2 separate regions of the Mus musculus genome follow, and region 2 is linked to region 1. Evidence: chromatin loops called from intact Hi-C (ENCODE). Cell type or tissue: heart. All regions are shown on one strand.

Region 1 (4,000 bases):
TCCTCTTAACCCCTGGGCTGCAAGGCAAGGTTTTCAGTGACCCAAATTCCCGTGGTCACTTTGGATGACCGGCCAAGAGTAGATCAGTAACAAGAATGCTTGCTTGCTGGGGGACATGCCAGGACACGTGGAGATTGTCTCCCCCCACTGTCAAGAAAGGGTCTACCAAAAGTTACTCTCTTAACTTTACTTTGAAATACTAATATTTTTATTGGACATGCATATGTTTATGCTACACATATGATTGATTAAAATTATGTATATACTATGAAGCGACCGTCAAATTTAACACATGGATCCAGTCCCGCACGCTGTTTTTAACTATAGGCAACATGCTGTGCACTAGGGCCCTTGATCATATTTCTCTTGTCCAGTGGCACCCTTGGACCTCCATCCCACAGTTCCCAGCTGTTATTTTAAGGAGATGGTTTTGAGAAAGCTTACAAGGTGTGACTCGGACATTGCATATGATAATTAATCACCACCCTGCTTCACGGGGAGTGGTGTTATAGATGGAAACGCTACCTCTAGCTTCCAAAAAGCCTTCGCTGTAGCTGAAACGAATCTGTTAAAGAATACTGTTCAAGAAGGAATGTCGCCCCAAATCACCCCAGCACTGCTCTGTCCATTTGAGTACTTCGGAACTGCCTTTGTTTGGGGTCTCCAAGATTATGCTTCCTGGATTCTGGATTCTTGGCCAGTCATCCAGAGGCTGCCATTTTTATTTTTTTATTTTTGTAGGTTGTAGTCGCCTCTGGTGTTCAATTAGGTCAGCCGCTACTTTGATGGCTCCTTGTGGTTTTCTGCTGACTGTCCCTTGTTTGCCTGTAGGTTACCCTCTCCACGCTCCCGAAGCCTACTTTCCATACTTCAAAAAGAACAACGTGACCACGATCGTGAGATTGAACAAAAAGATCTACGAGGCGAAGCGCTTCACAGACGCTGGCTTCGAGCACTATGACCTGTTCTTCATAGACGGCAGCACCCCCAGCGATAACATCGTGCGGAGATTCCTGAACATCTGTGAGAACACCGAGGGGGCCATCGCGGTCCACTGCAAAGGTGTGTGTGAGCTCTCAGCGGCCACTGTGCTGGGAAAGGGCGGGCCCAGACCCACCTAATAATGAGCCAGACCTGCGGGTGATAGGATACAATGGGATGTTTTTCTTTTGTACTAGATAGTTGGAACATGAGCCCATTTTAATAATCCCTTCCCTAAAGAAAGGATTAATCGCCTTGGTGGTGGGGCCCAGCTTTCTGGACAAGTCATGGCATGCACTTGTGACTCTTCTGAGCCCAGGCGCATTGACTCTGAACACCACTAGAAGGAAGTAACGCTTCCTTCAGAATTGATCATCTTTTCTTCGTACTCTTCCATCATCTGACATTTAGTGTTTCTATATGCGCGTACGTGTGTCTGTGTGTTCACACGTGTGTATGCCAGAGTTTGACAACTCAAGTCTTCCAATTTTGTAGTTTTGAGACAGGGTCTCTCACTGAAGTAGGAGCTTGCCTTTTTGGTTACACTGACTGGCCCGTGAGTCCCAGGGGCTCTCTTCTCTCTACACTCCCCATTCACGGGCACCTGCATTATATCTGGGTCATGACAGTGTCTGGCTCTAACTGCAGGACCCCCATTCTTGCTTGGCAGGTTTACTGACTTTCCTCCTAGCTCCTCTCGATGGCTTTCGGGTCTCTCTACTCTTCCACCCTCGCGCCGCCCCTCCCCTAAGTCTTATGCCTCATAGAATAGAGGGTCTTCCCACCCATTACTCGATGTGGGTTGTCTCAGAATTAACTGGAAGACTTTGCTGTGCAAGTGAATACCTGGCTTCTGGAGTGGGCACTGGTCAGGTAGAGCAAGTGTAGGTCCCAGCTTTTAACAAATCAAAACGCAAGATTTCCAGTTAAAATTGAGCGTTACATTAAAGTCGGAAGGAGCTCAGATTCCACTGTGGGTTTTCTAGTTTGGTGATCTTCATTTCCGCGGAGACGAATCACTCCTGGGAATGAAGCCTCTAGCATGCCACTCGCAGCTCTTCACGGTGCCGCGAGGTGGCGCTGCTCACATTGGCTTTGCGTCCACAAAGGCGGTTTTTTGTTGCACGGTTATGCAAATCGGCCAGTAGGTGTTGGGGATGGTACTGTTCTTTTCATGTGCGGAGCGCTGCTGTAACTGCCTTATTCAGACAGTGTGGCTTTGGTTCTGACAGAAATTAAAATACCATTTTGTAGGCCCTTGTTTCTATGTTTAAGATCTGAGTAGGTGGAGGAACTTTGCTGAACATGTGAGCTCTGAGCAGTGATGCCAGGCTGCGTTCTTCTCCCAGCAGCCTGGGAAGACAGGGAAGCGACCGGCACATGGCCCCCGATTTAGGGATGGTTCCCGAAGCCAGGCTGCATCTACCTTTGGCGCAGCTCTTCTCTCGCCCTTCTTTGTGCGGGGAAGACCCTGGCTTGCAGGACAGTAGTCCTCTCTCTGGGTTGTTAGACTAAGGTGTTCATTTGCTCTCTTCTTTGCTTCTGGTCTCTCCTGGGGCAGAGAGCTGGCTTGTTCTGAACGTTTCTTTGGCACTCTAAGTTTGTTTTATTGTAACCCTCCCGGCGGGAACGAAAGGACTCTAAATAGAATCTTGTGCCAGCCGCGTTTGACTATCAGGCTGTTGAGATTATGAACCCCACGAAAATGGATTTTCCTCAGCATTTTCCTGATGGGAGAAGCCAGCTAGAGGGAGATCTCTCTCTCTTTCTCTCTCTCTCTTTTTCATATCACTGACAACTTGTCGGGTCACTTTGCAAGTCTTAAGAGGGGGGTCACACTCTTCACTACAACACCTTGAGTGAATCCCCCTTTCTGTTTTCTACTCTCACATATATCTTTAGTTAGACCACTGCGGATAGGTGGCTGTACTTGGCTCTGTGTGTGTGTGTGTGTGTGTGTGTGTGTGTGTGTGTGTGTGTCTCGAGGTGGGGTAGGGGGAAGGGCAATTGGGACCCAGCCTCTGACCTAACTCTGGTAACATGGTGGTGGTCCCATGCTGTTAGAGTTTGCTCACATGCAGGACAAGGCCCACCATTCCCATATGCCATGTGTCAGAACCTGGGAGCCTATGGAGTGTGATAATGAAGCTTTAGTATGGGACACGCCGATCGTCTCTTTTGAAGGAAGTTCAGTTTCCTATTTAAACAAACAAACAAACAAAAAATCAGCATTTTCCCTAGGGGATTAATTTGGCCTTTTCCTAGTCAGTATTATTATGACAAGGTTCTGTGTATATCTGTATATTTATAAGCTATATTTTGGATCAACTGACTGGGGGGGCATAGCTTTCCTTTTTTATATACTTTTTTAATACAGTATTTTTTTTATCATGTTTCCCCTCCCCCCAATTCCTTTCCTATCCTCTTTACCTACCTACTCACCCAGAGACATGTTCTCTGTCTCTCTCAAAACAAGAAAACAAAAGACAAAAATCAAAATAAACAAAAAACCAATAAGATGAAAAAAAAAAGCCCAAACAAAATAAAATAAAACAAAACAAAAGCTCCCCAGCCCACAAAGACATGGGGTTCATCTTGTGTTGGTCAACTAACTTCTGGGAGTGGGGCATGCCCTGGGATGTGGTTAATACGAATAGGGAGACTCTCTTGGGAAAAACTGTTTCCCATTGTCAGGAAATGGCTTTTTGGTTAGGGTTGGAACCCTGTGTCTGCTTCCCTGTCTCAATGCTGGGACCCTTGATGCTTGAACCTGTGCAGCTCTGGTGAGCACTGACACAGCCTCTGTGAGCTCACGTGGGCATCACTTGCTCTTGCAGTAGATGGGAATTAGCAGTGATCCACTGTGGTCAATGAGCAGAGAGTGAGCGACTTGGGAGCACTCAGTCCTAAGTGGGATGCCTTTTTATCACTCCCCAGCCTCCACCAAGGCCCAGGGATCTAAGGGCAAGTGGAGGTGGAAAGATTGTAAAAGCCAGAGGTGGCAGATGATTCCAAGGGA
Region 2 (4,000 bases), 290 kb after region 1:
ACAGATTGGGAAAGGATCTTTACCTATCCTAAATCAGATAGGGGACTAATATCCAACATATATAAATAACTCAAGAAGGTGGACTTCAGAAAATCAAATAACCCCATTAAAAAATGGGGCTCAGAACTGAACAAAGAATTCTCACCTGAGGAATACCGAATGGCAGAGAAGCACTTGAAAAAATGTTCAACATCCTTAATCATCAGGGAAATGCAAATCAAAACAACCCTGAGATTCCACCTCACACCAGTCAGAATGGCTAAGATCAAAAATTCAGGTGACAGCAGATGCTGGCGAGGATGTGGAGAAAGAGGAACACTCCTCCATTGTTGGTGGGAGTGCAGGCTTGTACAACCACTCTGGAAATCAGTCTGGCGGTTCCTCAGAAAACTGGACATAGTACTACCGGAGGATCCAGCAATACCTCTCCTGGGCATATATCCAGAAGATGCCCCAACAGGTAAGAAGGACACATGCTCCACTATGTTCATAGCAGCCTTATTTATAATAGCCAGAAGCTGGAAAGAACCTAGATGCCCCTCAACAGAGGAATGGATACAGAAAATGTGGTACATCTACACAATGGAGTACTACTCAGCTATTAAAAAGAATGAATTTATGAAATTCCTAGCCAAATGGATGGACCTGGAGGGCATCATCCTGAGTGAGGTAACACATTCACAAAGAAACTCACACAATATGTATTCACTGATAAGTGGATATTAGCCCCAAACCTAGGATACCCAAGATATAAGATATAATTTGCTAAACACATGAAACTCAAGGAGAATGAAGACTGAAGTGTGGACACTATGCCCCTCCTTAGATTTGGAAACAAAACACCCATGGAAGGAGTTACAGAGACGGAGTTTGGAGCTGAGATGAAAGGATGGACCATGTAGAGACTGCCATAGCCAGGGATCCACCCCATAATCAGCATCCAAACGCTGACACCATTGCATACACTAGCAAGATTTTATTGAAAGGACGCAGATGTAGCTGTCTCTTGTGAGACTATGCCGGGGCCCAGCAAACACAGAAGTGGATGCTCACAGTCAGCTAATGGATAGATCATAGGGCTCCCAATGGAGGAGCTAGAGAAAGTAGCCAAGGAGCTAAAGGGATCTGCAACCCTATAGGTGGAACAACATTATGAGCTAACCAGTACCCCGGAGCTCTTGACTCTAGCTGCATATATATCAAAAGATGGCCTAGTCGGCCATCACTGGAAAGAGAGGCCCATTGGACTTGCAAACTTTATATGCCCCAGTACAGGGGAATACCAGGGCCAAAAAGGGGGAGTGGGTGGGCAGGGGAGTGGGGGTGGGTGGATATGGGGGACTTTTGGTATAGCATTGGAAATGTAAATGAGTTAAATACCTAATAAAAAATGGAAAAAAAAAAAGAAAAAAGAAAATATCTAATAAAAATTATATTTTGCTTTTACTTCAAAAAAAAAAAAAAAAAAACTTTGGCTAAAAGCAAAAGGCTGCATTCTAAAGAGCAATAGTACATGATTTAAGTCTTATTATTTGTTAGATTATTATTTTATTATTTCCTATTGTATTATTATCATTATTACTACAACTATTACTATTATTATTATACAAGAGCTATACTTGCCAGAGATAAATGAATTTTTATTCCTACTATTTGGGATGGCTGAGTTTTGAAATAGTGAGTTATTCTGATAATTTATTGCACAGTACAATTCTGTGTTTAAAATCATGCCTTTGGTTTAACTGAGAAACCTCATTGTTACATAAAATATGTTAATGGGTGATATAAGTTTATTTAATATGATCAACCTAGGCCAGGATTCACATAACTTAATAACATACTAATTAATTAATTAATTAATCATGGGGCGGGCCATGAACATGGCATGGCATACAGGTATTGGTCAATGAACAAGTTTAGGTAGTCCGTCTCCTGCTTCCAGTATGTAGATTTCAGGGTTTGAACTCAGGTCCCAGGCTTAGTGGCAATCACCTTTCCTGGCTGAGTCAACTCACTCTCCCTAACTTAGTCTCTCTTTAACTTCACTGCAGAAGACATTCTTAGGGAAAATCAGGGACACCGCTAAGGTAAAAGATTTGCTAAGTTTACTGGAAGGGAGCTAAAGTGACAGAAATCAGTCTATTAGGCTGCAGTGACATCTGCTGGTAAGAAAGTTAATTCCTAAAAATTGTGTTTCGTAAGTAGGACTTTAGTCTTCGCAACTCAAATTTGCATTCTGGGTTTGGCACATCAATGGCTGTAAGTAGAAATTTATGGTTCTTGCTAGCCTGTGGCAACTTTCCATATGCACCTTATAAACCAGCGGTTGTCAACCTTCCTAATGTCACACCCCTTTAATACAGTTCTTCACCTTGTAGTGACCCCCAAACATAAAATTATTTTCATTGCAACTTTATAACTGTAATTCTGCTACTGTAATTGTAATATAAATGTCTGTGGTTTCCTATGGTCATAGGTGACCCCTGTGAAAAGAACTTTCAACTCCCCAAAGGGGTTGTGACCTATAGGTGGAGAACCACTGCTATAAGAGAAATGTTGTTAAGGAGTGGGTGTTGCCCCGTCACAGGGCACAAAAGCAGTGCTCTTGGCCCCCCAGGGCACAGTGACCCCTGAGCACAGCCCAAGCCAGGTCTCACCCTTGGCACCTCACCAATACTGACTCCCGGCCTGAAACTGGCCGGTTGAGACCTAGATGTAGGCATTCTTCTATTACTGTGAAATTTTATTTATGAAGAATTGGAAGGAGGCAGCTCTAGGCCTTGGGAAGTGTACCTCTTTTCTATACACTTTCTTTCAGCAGCTAGCATCTTTACCACTCACCCCCTGCCTTTCAGGTCCCACTCAGCCCTCCCCCACTGACACCCCTACTTTTCTGGGGCCTGCCCAGACTATTTTCCCCTGTGGAAAGCATGCCACATTGCCACCTCCCACTTCTGATAGGGATCACCTGGAAAAGATGGAGGCATCTCCTCTATTTTCTCAATAAAACAACTGGTTGTTTTGTTTTGTTTAAAAAAAAAAAGGAGTGAGTGTCCTCAGAGATAACCGCTCCCAGCATACTTGTCGGATGGTGATCCATCCTCCAACACTAGGCTACACAGCCGTGTTTACATCAGAATTTGCTCCGACGCTCTGCTCTGGACAGTTGAGCCTAGGCTGTAAGTGAGAGCACCGAGTTTCAAGATGGGGATGTTGCAGGGTAGAATTTTCTTTTGCCCAAAAGTAAGACATGGATGCTACTGTTTTTGTTGAAGACAGGGCTCCAAGTAGCCCAGGGCAGCCTCAAACTTGCCCTGTAGCCAAGAATGACTTGGTCCTCCTGTCTCCACTTTCTGTTGAGTCTAAAGTGTGTGCCCCACATGCGTCACAGCATATGCTGTGCTGGGGACTGAACCTGTGGACTTGTGCATCTCAGGAGAGCATCCCACTAACTTAACTACATGTTCAATCCATGCTTGCTACCTTTTAAGAACAACTGATTCAACATCCTGCTTTAGGGTCATCAAACTTTACAATTGGAAAGAAATTTTGCTAATCATTTTGTTTGCTCCTTTCTTTCATGAGGAAGGTGAGAAAAAAATAAGTTAAAATACTTGGATACCTGGAAGATTCTAGAAAAAAAAAAAGAAAAAAGAATGTTCCCATTCTGATAGCCTTTACTAGATGTGTATTGCTTGTGATTTAAACAAACAAACAAACAAACAAACAAACAAACAAACACACCCTTATGCATGCAAACATGCTTTAAAATTTATATTTAGCTTTCTCCAATACATTTTTGCCAGCTTTCTCAGATTCAAGATATGCTATTTGAATACAGAGAGTATTATGTAATGCTTCTATCTGGCACATCCGAAATATGCTTTTTTTCCCCCAAGTCCTTCTCAGAAAAGCAAGCTGTCTTCTGCATTTCTTCAATGTAAGAATGGAAGATGAATGTGGACCAGAGGAGAGGAATCAGTCCGAAAAAGCCATCACA

The links. Peaks named below come from ENCODE experiments on the same cell type or tissue, not always from the same donor. Only the 100,000 strongest peaks of a DNase experiment are listed, where the experiment ranks them.
Region 2: a loop joins it to region 1, with 5 times the contacts of the local background. A loop is called at or near these places in 37 of 42 quality-filtered maps.

The regions. Positions count from the first base shown.
Region 1 is chr3:116,325,541-116,329,540 of GRCm38, reverse strand. Cdc14a (CDC14 cell division cycle 14A) reads left to right here. Exons shown (of 16, transcript NM_001080818.2): 9 at 832-1,062. Among named protein-coding and RNA genes, the nearest start is that of Gm46839, 70 kb to the right of the region's middle. In heart, no CTCF peak of the experiment used is centred here; a DNase peak (open chromatin) is centred at 2,080; H3K4me3 peaks cover 559 bases; H3K27ac peaks cover 225 bases.
Region 2 is chr3:116,032,032-116,036,031 of GRCm38, reverse strand. No RefSeq gene overlaps it. Among named protein-coding and RNA genes, the nearest start is that of Extl2, 26 kb to the right of the region's middle. In heart, a CTCF peak has its summit at 2,155 (motif pointing left); no DNase peak of the experiment used is centred here.